2 separate regions of the Homo sapiens genome follow, and region 2 is linked to region 1. Evidence: read pairs that join two places in POLR2A ChIA-PET (ENCODE). Cell type or tissue: OCI-LY7. All regions are shown on one strand. Each heading gives the region's core, and the rest is flanking DNA. Links, peaks and the distances in the headings are about the cores only. Region 1 has its middle 80 kb from the start of SSTR1. Region 2 has its middle 21 kb from the start of SSTR1.

Region 1 (5,383 bases), core at 98-5,097:
TAATTTTCTTCTCTTTAGTATCCTTGTCTGGTTCTGGTATCAAGTTAATGTTAACATCATAAAATGAGTTTGGAAATATTCTCTCTTCTTCAATTTTTTGGAATAGTTTGAGAAGGATTAGTATTAGTTCTTCTTTTAATGTTTGATAGATTTGACAATTAATTTCTCATAGATATCCTTTGTTCCTGGAAAATAGATGGAAGAAACACTAAAGCCATTGACTATGGGCAAGGACTGAATTCTTATCTTCTCCTCTGACAGTTTTCAGAGCCTGCACACAATAGGCATCAAAATGGGAGAATTTGCTTTCTTGGTGGAAGGTTACATAACTTTTAACAATTTAGGTGTTAGAAAGATTCCTCTGAGAACTCAGACCTGAATGTAAGACTGAAACAGGAAATCCTTCACAGGCCTCCTTTACTCATCCCACAGCTCTTAACACCTCGTGGGAGGGGGAGGATGCAGGTGAGTGGGTGCAGGAGCCAGATGAGTGCTTCCGGGCGGCAGCAGGAGCAGAATTCTGTGTGGCCCCACGGCTGTGTCTAGAAGGGGTACTCATGACTCCGGGAGCCCCAGAGGTCATGTGTTACAGTGCTCTTTTAGCTTTGCCATCCACCAACATCTTAAGTGTTAAACAGCTCAGTGTGACAGCCCTCTGTATCCCAAGCTCTTGTTCAGCATCCAGGAAGAATCAGGTCACATGAATGAATTGAAGATGACAGATATGGGGGATTTTATTGCCAATGAAAGTGGCTTTCAGAGGGATGGAGAGCTGGAAAGGGGATGGAGGGGAAGGTGGTCTTTCCCTGAAGTTCGGCCATCCCCAGCAGCTGTGTCCTCACCCAAATCTCACTTTGAATTGTAACTCCCATAATTCCCATGAGTTGTGGGAGGGACCTGGTGGGAGATGATTGAATCATGGGGGCAGTTTCACCCATTCTGTTCTCATAGTAGTGAATAAGTCTCACGAGAGCTAATGGTTTTATAAGGGGCAACCCCTTTCTCTTGGTTCTTATTCTGTCTTGTTTCACAATGTAAGACGTGCCTTTTGCCTTCCTCCATGGTTGTGAGACTCCTCAGCCATGTGGAACTGTGAGTCCATTAAAACTCTTTTTCTTTATAAATTATCTGGTCTCAAGTATGTCTTTATCAGCAGTGTGAAAACAGACTAATAGACCAGCCAAACTCTTCTCTGGGGTCCTGCCACCAAGCCATCCCTCTGAAGTCAAGCTGCTTCTCTCTGACATCTGGCTGCTGCTTCTCTCTGACATTCGGCAGCTTATTCTCTTCTGTCCTTCTCTGCTGCTTCTCAGCTTGTGGAGCCTGGGTACAGGATGGGGGGCGGGGTAGGCCAGGTGGTTTTGGAAAAGGCAACATTTGAGTGGGAAAACAGGGATGTAAAGTTCTCACTTTGCACCACAGTTCTAGGCTTTAGGGTAGGGCCCACAGTATATCATTTAGGTTGAATACATGGGTTTAGAACTCAGCAGCCCAGTTCTGCCACTAGCTAGCTAAGCAACCTTAACTTAGTCACTTAACTTCTCACAGGCCTCAGTTTTTTCATCTATAAAGTGGGTATAATAATACCTGTCTTCCCAGGGTGAAGTAAACAATGTAAAGTGATTAGGTCAGTGTCTTGTACATAGTAAAGTACTCAGTAAGTGTTAGCTAAGTATGTCTATATATCCACCCATATATACATTATGAAACATTTTCAGAGCTTCCAGAAACTATTAGAAATATATTCTTGAGTCCTCTAGTTCCAAGGATACAGTCAGATAACTGCCCTGAGACACAAAATGAATTGCTAAATCCAGCGAATCCAGCTAATCCCCACTCTGTGTGTCAAGTGGTACTGTACCTGAAAGTTTTAAAGCCAGGGGAAATGTTTCTTGTTGTGAAAATTTACTAAAGGGCATGTCTTCCCCAGTGAACAGTCACCTTTGCAATACAAAGGTGTTCCTCATAGGAGGATCATACTTCTTTCTAGCCTATAAATTAATTACAAATCTTTGCCATGAGAAATTCTACAAAAAAGAGAGGAAAATAACATAGATATTTTGCTCCTCCTCAAAGTAAAATATTACCATATTTAAAATCAAAAATTAAGTATTGACTGAATTATTATCAAATTAAATATCATTAAATTAAGTATTGGTTAAGTTAAATATTGATCCAAAATGACTCTAAAATTAATTTCTCTGAAGCAAGACAATAGGAAGACAGCCTGGTGAACCATGATTACCATACTTGGGAGCAATGGGCTTTATTCTTGGCAACACCTTTTCAAGCCTGTAACACTTCAGGGATTCTTCTTAACTAGCTGTGAGATATGGGTAAGTCACCTACTTCATTGGCCATTGGTTTCCACTTCCGAGCACTGGGCAGGTTTGGCCAACAGATGTTAGCTCCCTGGCAGCTCTAACATTCTTCGATTCCATGTTGTGCTAAGGCAGGCTGCATTACACAGCTTTGTGGAAAGTCCTCCCTGAAGTTGTGCAACTTGGCAGATGAGATTCTAGGACAACGAAAATGACCAGTGAGGAAATCAGGCAGCTCTGAGCTTCACCTTGCTTTTAAGCACAGGAACTGGACCAAATTCCCTTCCAGGGCTCCTGTGATCCCTAGCATTCCATACCAGTGACCCAAAGCTCTTGCCTTTGAAAAATTATAGTTAGGTTCCACTTGGAACTGCCAAATTAGTAGAAAAATTAATATAAAGAAACAGCATCTGTGAATCTCTTCCTAATAGATGTATAACTGGGTTTAAAGTCTCTGACACATTTAGACTGAGTGCTAAGTCATCCGACCATCTGGCTCTAGGACAGTTATGCAAAGAGCTCATCTCCACCTGGGCGCTGAGAGCATCTATTTTAACATCCTGCTGGGCAGGTGCATGCAGAAACAGAGATGGAGATTGGCCCAAAGTCAAAAGCCAAAAAGATCTGAAAAACACTTGGACTGTCTAGTGAAAATTCTGTCTGTGAAGCAGTAAGCTTGAGGTAAAGAAAAGCTGAATGGCTGAAGGAGGAGGATATAGAGTAGACATTAATGAAGAAAGCCTTTAGCTTAGACTGAAGAGAATAACTACGCTGAAGCTTTAGCTGGCCTTTTGAAAATCCATTCTCCTTCAGAATTGCTAGGAAGAGATGACTTTGAAAATGTTCCTGATACCTGTTTTCATGTTAATGCTGCTGGTCACTATCACCTGATTCCTTTTATTGCCAGTTGGCATTTTGAAAATGTCTGTTTGCATGGGAAAATGTAGTCCCTGGATACATATTCATCATATATTTGTGCTTCAGAGGTAACTCACACCTTTAAGTTTGATTACATTTCCTTAACCAAATACAGATTTCTACAGCTCCCAGGTGTCCGGAGTAAATTTGATAAAAACAAGATTCCCACCCCCGTGCCAGGCTGTGAGTGGCTGTTCTGCATTACTTGCTAGTAGAATAATCACTTGGATGGTGGATTACACTGCCATGCACTCAGTTCACGCATAGAAAAGCCCCCTCCTTCCATTTTCTCCACTTGCTTACTGATTGCATTGACAGGGAAAATACAATGTGTCATTTGGCAAGTAGAAATATGACTTTAAATCCAAGTATCATCAGGAGGGGTGATGTTTTCACTGGAATTCAAGGGTTCAAAGAACCAGAGAATTCGTCCCTTCTTCATCTTTCACAAAAAAGAGATTTTGATCTTAGATATTTCTATATAACCCTGAAAAAAACCCCAAACTTCCCAGAATACTAGAAATGTGTTAGCTATATATTAAACTTCTAGATATGTCATACCCCATGAGGTAGATGGGAAAACATGCCCTCTGCATTGCCTCAGCTCTTACACCTTCTGGGAACACAGGTTCTGATCAATTTCTGGGCTGTGGCTCAACCCTCATGTAGTGCAATAGAACAACAATAGGGAAAAGCTGCTATTTTATCATCACCTGCTATTTTCCAGGCATTGTTTTAGGCATCCCTCATACATTGTCGCATTTAATCTTTATAATGCCTCTGCAAGGAAAGCATGAAGGAATATTTCCTATTTTATAAATGAGAAAAATGAGCTGTGTAAGTCTGAATGTTTCAAGAAACAGACATCTAGTTGGGATTAAAACTGCAAGAATCTTGTTAGGGAAGATGCCTGTGTTAAAGGAAATAGGAAGGGAGTTGGAAAGCCATCAGACCACAGTCAAGTTTGCTCCTGGATAAAGAGGAGAAAGAAAATATACCCTCTAATATTCTGTACTCTAAGGAAGGTTCTGCAATGTTGCCAGGGAGTCCTTGAGCTAAGAACAGTAGACCAAGGAGTCCTTGAACCAAGGTTGCAGACCAAATGTTCCTTGTCTCCCAGGAATAGGTCTGCTTCAGTATCTGGGTGATAGATTTCAGTAGCTGGGACCTTGATTGAATCACTCTCCCTGAGGGAGGAGGTCTTCGAGGCTCATTCTCATGGCTGTTCAGTAGGTTCAGTCAGCTGAATTTGCACCGGATCTCACAGCTAGTTGCTGGCAAAGTAATAAACCTGTCAGTCCAAGCCCTATCCTCAGACGTCCAGACGTCTGTGAGTAGAATCCTAGAGGTGCCAAACACTGGGCGTAGGCCCCTTACATGTTCTGCATCTCACTCAGGCTCCACAGCCTGCAAAGGCTGGCGCCATGAAGCTGCAGTACCCGGAAGCAGGAGACAGCTCCTGTCAGAGGCAGCCTGTTGCTACCTAGCATGCTGCTCTCCCACCGCTTTAATAATTTGTTATAAAACAAACAAAGTCACCGGGGGAATTGCTGCCAATGGATAATGGCCTCCTGCCTTGCAATTAAGCGCTGACATTCAGCTTTGCCTCACCAGTCACAGTATATTGCTGCTTCCTGTCCCAGTGTTCTCAACCATGAGCGTTTTCTGCTAATCAAATTTATTATCCTATGCAGCTGATCTTGACATTCATTTCCTTTTCAGCTTGGTGGTGAAGGTTTAGAGAACATAATTTTTAAGCTACCTGTTCTCTTCAGCCCAACATTCATATAACCTACAAAGAAACACAAACAATCTCTAAATAGAGCAAAAAAAGCTCCAAAAGTTTATGTTGGTAAGATATCCCAGTTGTTAATGGGATTCAGTGGCAAGATAATCTTAGGAAGTGGATAAGGAAGTGGAGACTTGTGGAAGTTCTTTTCATGCCACCCTGAGCTGATTTCCTACTGACCCCTTGACTAGAGGTTCAGATCCATAAGCCTTGCCTTCTGATATGACATCCTGTGGAATCCTGTGGGATCCTGTGGGATCTAATACACCTCTCAATTCAAATAGTAACTCTCCCATAAGAGTGGCTACTTCCTTAGCATCCCAGGAGCTTAGAACTGAGCATTACCCCAAGCTCT
Region 2 (5,383 bases), core at 201-5,200, 59 kb before region 1:
GAAGATTGGAGAAAACAACTCTGGAGAAAATGGAGCCCTAGGAGAGAATTTCTCCCTAACTTCAGAAAATTCATACCTTCAATGCAAGCATCAGTTCTTCCAAATAGCTCCATATTCTACCACACTTGTTCTTCTGGCCCCAGGATTCTCAAACCTCAGCCCCTTCATGACTTCAGCATTCCCTCTGCTGACTATGCCTAGGATTCATGGCTTCGGATACTTTCTTGCTAGTGCCCTCAGCTTCCTCACTTCCTTGTGCAGCAAAATCCCCATAACAAACCAATCCACCACCACATTCTCCATTTGTAAACCCAAGCTGCTGAATGGCAGCTAGAGAAAGTCCACAACTGCATGGGATTGCTGCTCCTGCAAGTCATTGTTCCTCATCTTAAATTGGGTCCACGACCTTGTCTGACCAGCCTTTGATCTGTCCCTACACAGTTATCTTTATTCCCCACAACTGCTCCTTCAAATGAGTGCTACTCTTTTCAAGTACCCTACTTCATTCCAGCTCTTTCCTTAACTCACAGTGGTCAGGCATCTGATCTTGCTTCGCAGAAAAAATAGAGTTCATTGATGAAGCAGAAATTTCCTCATTTTGATTCCCTGTACTCCTTAAATTTTTTAGGATCCTAACTCTTTCCCATCTTCCCTCTCATCTTTATAGAAAACTATTCCTTTTTAAGGTGAATTGTCTCATACTTTGCCTTGAATCTGTTAACTTCCAAACTTCTCAGGGGACTTTGTTCCCAAAGGCCCTTCCTTTTACTTTCTCTGCAATTGACTTTCCCTTTCCTTTTTTTTTTTTTTTTTTCCTATTTTCTATTTTTTTTTTTTTTTTTTTAAGACAGACTCTCACTCTGTCACCCAGGCTGGAGTGCAGTGGCACCATCTTGGCTCAATGCAAACTCTGCCTCCTGGGTACAAGTGATTCTCCTACCTCAGCCTCCCAAGTAGCTGGGATTACAGGTGTGCGCCACTATGCCCAGCTAAATTTTTTAATTTTTAGTAGAAACAGTGTTTCACCATGTTTGCCAGGCTGGTGTCAAACTCCTGACCTCTAGTGATCTGCCTGCCTCAGCCTCCCAAAGTGCTAGGAATACAGGCGTGAGCTGCTGCGATGGCCTGACTTTCCCTTTCCACTCATTCTCTCTTCTTAGCAACAGCAAGTAACTCATGAGTTTTCAGTTACTGATCTTATCTATTTGGCACAATAGTGAGAACTTTATATCATCTTCTTTACTTTTTAAAAGAATATGATGCAGAACCACTACTATACCCATTTGGCAGACAAAGAAACGATTATAGAAAGATTTATTGTTGTTGTTGTTGTTGTTAACTTGACCAAGATCTCACAGCTAGTAAATGCCAGATTTCAGTTCACTTGTCTAGGTTTCATTAGGTGCAATGTACAATTACATACTAACACACACAAGTGTGTGTGTGTGTATGACTTTTTCAATGTTTTCCTTTTCATCTTTTTAAAAAACTCTTTATTGATCCTATGTGTTCTTTATTTACCACCATATTTCCTTCTTGCCATTCAGGGCCAATTGTCTGGAAAGATCGGTTAACACTTACTATCTCAGTTTTTAATCATAAAACTACTCCTGCTAAGGGCATTCTGTTCCCTTTGTTGCCACATACAGTGAAAGCATTTCAGAACTTATATTATCTACTTTTAATTATCATTTTAAATGTTGATACACTCTCTCTCTCCTTCTTAATGATCTTATCTACTGTTGTTTCCTTGACATTCTCTTACCTAATTTTCCTCTTACCCCTCAGTGTTAATGCCCCAGAGGTCAACCCTCACTTTGGCCCCTCTCCAGGTGAAATCTCATGCATTATCATAGGTGCGGCTCTACCTTTAGGCTGATGACTCATGTTCCTGTCCCAGGCCTCTCCTGAGTACCAGCTGCATACAGGATGCCTACACTTAGATGATGTAAATTAACCCCAGTTCAACATTTTGAAGACGGCATCACCATATTCTTCTCAAATCTGCTTCTTATTAACTATTAATTTATTCAATTAATATTGATTATTTAGTATATATCAGACAGTGTTCTAGGATCAAAGCAGTGAATGAAAAAGACCCAAAAAAAAAAATCTGCCTTATGGAATTTACATTCTAGTGGGAAATGTTGTCTATTTCTATTAGTCAGGGTTTAGTTAGAGAAATAGAACCTTTATAAATACAATGGACAAAAAATTTATTGCAGGAATAATACCTTACACAATTGTGGGAGAAGCTGAGAATATCCAGGTCAGAAAGAGGAAGCTGGAGGTTCAGAGAAAAGTTAAAAAGCAGGCCTCCTAAAATAGCCTATCCAGCTGCCAGAGTGGGAATGTAAGGGGAGCTGGTAGAAATGTGTAGGGACAGCTCTTGCCTCATTTCTCCCTGTGTCTAGCCTCCAGAATCTTCAGAAAATAATGGCTGCTACTTCACTTCCACACACTTTAGCCTGAGAACATACAGAAAGTGTCCCGGCTTATTAAATTGACACAGTATGAAACCACCACCCTGTCATAAATAACATGTAGTGAATTTTGTCATTGGTATTTTAAATCTAGTCTGGAAGTCTTTGTCTTTTATCATATGAGGAAGAGGAGAAGATGAGATATCGAGGATAAAAATCTTAAAAGAGGATGTGTTTTCCCATAAAGATGGAGGAATAAAGAGGTAAGAGTAGCAGCTGGAGGAGCCCTGAAAGAATGAGATGTGCTTGAGAGAGATGCAGGGTCCTCAGCATGGAGCCACATTTCAGTTATGACAAGGGGAATGGGATGAACACTGTCCCCCAGAAATTCATGTATATCCAGAACCTCAGAATGTGACCTTATTTGAAAATATGGTCGTTGGAGATTTAATTAGCTAAGGATCTCAAGACAAAATCCACCAGAATTTAGGGAGGACTCTAAGTCCAATGACTAGTATACTCAGAGGAAAAGGAGAGGACACAGGGAGACATGCAGCCCAGAAGACCATGTGAAGATAGGGGCAGAGATTGGAATTACACTGTCACAAATCAAGGGCTACCAGGAGCCACCCAGCAGAGGCTGGAAGAGGCAAAGAAGCCTTCAGAAAGAGAATGGCCCTGAAACACCTTGAGCTCAGACTTCTGGCTTCCAGACTGTGAACGAAGAAATTTCTGTGGTTTTTAACCATGTTGCTTGTGGTATTTTTTTTTTTATAGCAGTCATAGAAAACTAATACAAGTAAGAACATTATGGAAACATATTGCATCCTTGTGATGAGGGTGAGGTTTTTTGTTTTGTTTGTTTTTTAAAAAAATTGCATTTTTCTCTATTTTATATAAAATACCTGCTTATGCCATTTTTTAAAAATCCACTTTCTCCTTAGACTAGCCAGAGTGTATTCTGTTGTCCACACTCAGAACTGGCAATACAGAAAATGTACCAAGTGAATAGGGGAGGGTGAGAAGGGAGAGTCTGCAAGAGGCTGTTTAATTCTTTAAATTCTTGCCATGCTAATTAAATAATGTTAGACTATGAGCTTAAAATCTACCTACTCTATCTTACTTATGCTGACATTTTCTTCCACTGTACTAAAATAACTCTACATCTTAAATTCACTGATTGCATATGCTCTGTGTAGATTAGAGAAGAAATGTCACAGAGGAAAGATAAACAGGAAAGGCCAAACAAACCAAGTGTGTCACCTCTGGAAAGGCAGTATTTCTCACGCTCATTTATTTTCTAGGCTTTGCCAGATGACAGGGAACCAGGAGAGGCACAGAAGTATAGAACCTTAGAAAGAGAGCTGTTTTAAACCATTTAGTCCTGTCACCAAATGATTATTTTATCTTCTCTACAACATCCCTGGAAATATGTGTCCAAACTCTCCCTGAGCCTCTCTAGTGACAAAGGACTCATTACCTCCTGAAGCAGACATTGCATTTTAGGTACTCTACTTGAGAGGAAAATTCTACAGCTGACTTGAATCCAGTACTTTTGATAACTTCTGAATGCTGCAATCTGAGGCTACTAAGAACTACATTTGTCTTCTTGAATGATACCAATTCTCACACTTGAATCCAGCTATCATGTCCATCCATGTCTTCTTCTTCTCAGACTTAAGGCTCCATTTCCTTTGGCTAACATGATTTCATTTATTTCCTTCACTTTCAGGTTCCTCTCCTCTGGCTGTGCTCCAATTAGTGGGACTAAATATTGTGTTAAAGCTGAAGGTCACACACTTATCTTTCCTCCATTTTTCTTAGTGACTTCTTGCAGGATTTTGTCTGTTCCACTGCCAGACATCAATGAAAGGTTCCATCAATACTTCGTCCTTTGTGCCTTCAAAGCCTTCGTCTAGTTTGTATCATATTGTGCTCCAACACATACTTAAGTTTCTGTTCCATCCCCCCAATTGGACAGTGATCTAACTGAGGATAGGAATGATGTCTTTCTATCTTTGAATTCCAAGCAACAAGCACCTCTCTGTGCACATAGCAGGGTTTAATTTGAAACTATGTTAAAATATAACCATCAAAATGAATGGATCACAAAAGTTTTCCCAGGAGAGGTCCTATGACCCTGGTATATCCCACAAACTGATTAAGAAGCCAAAAATAATGCAGGGAATAAAACTGAAACTTTGGTGTGTTATGCAGTCAAGTAACCTTAAAGAATTCCATAAAAATATTATTAGAGAAAATAGGCTTTAGGGCTATAGAAGGATCAGCTCAGGACAGAGGGATCCTGGATTGGATAGGGGTCTAGATTGGTACAGATTGAGTTCTGGGCTTTTCTTCAGGATGGCACTTTTCTAACAAAAGTTACATATCCATGAGACAGGTAAGGCAATTAGTTACCAGGCCAGGTGGTAACTTTGAGGAGTGAAGGTGATCTAAAGCTTGGGGACGCAGATGATTGCAACAATGAAAGGTAGTGGGTGGTGGAAAGTGATAGCATGAGATTAGAAATGGAAGATTTTCTTAAAACAGCTAAGAGAATGGTCCAGAATGGAAATGAGGAAAATGGAGAACACTTAACCCACCTCTGCATCCAGAGGCCTGAGGAATGTGGGAAAGAAACAGTCACTATTTGAGAGGGCTCCCAGGGAAGAAGTGTTTTTAGGAAAAAGCCAGGATTAAGTCATAGTTAGAAGACATTGAAGATACAGGTGATGTGATGTATGAGGGAGCACAGTCCACAAGACCATTCTCACTTCTGAAACCAAATGCAAGTTTGGGGAGTTCCCCCAAACACACTCAGTTTCAATAATTCACTAGAAGTGTACATAGAACTTACTAAAAGCTGTATAATCACAGTCATTGTTTGTTACTCTAGTTTGTATTCTAGCAAAAGAATACAGATTAAAATTAGCCAAGAAAAGAAGTACCCAGGGCAAAGT

What was found. ChIA-PET counts read pairs that join two places held together with the same protein. Peaks named below come from ENCODE experiments on the same cell type or tissue, not always from the same donor. Only the 100,000 strongest peaks of a DNase experiment are listed, where the experiment ranks them.
Region 2: POLR2A ChIA-PET joins it to region 1 with 6 read pairs; 2 of 35 experiments call an interaction of 5 or more read pairs at or near these places.

What each region holds. Positions count from the first base shown.
Region 1 is chr14:38,125,033-38,130,415 of GRCh38, reverse strand. No RefSeq gene overlaps it. Among named protein-coding and RNA genes, the nearest start is that of SSTR1, 80 kb to the left of the region's middle. In OCI-LY7, for the core only: no CTCF peak of the experiment used is centred there; DNase peaks (open chromatin) are centred at 2,445, 2,855, 3,435 and 4,875; H3K4me3 peaks cover 4,698 bases; H3K27ac peaks cover 5,000 bases.
Region 2 is chr14:38,184,163-38,189,545 of GRCh38, reverse strand. No RefSeq gene overlaps it. Among named protein-coding and RNA genes, the nearest start is that of SSTR1, 21 kb to the left of the region's middle. In OCI-LY7, for the core only: no CTCF peak of the experiment used is centred there; no DNase peak of the experiment used is centred there.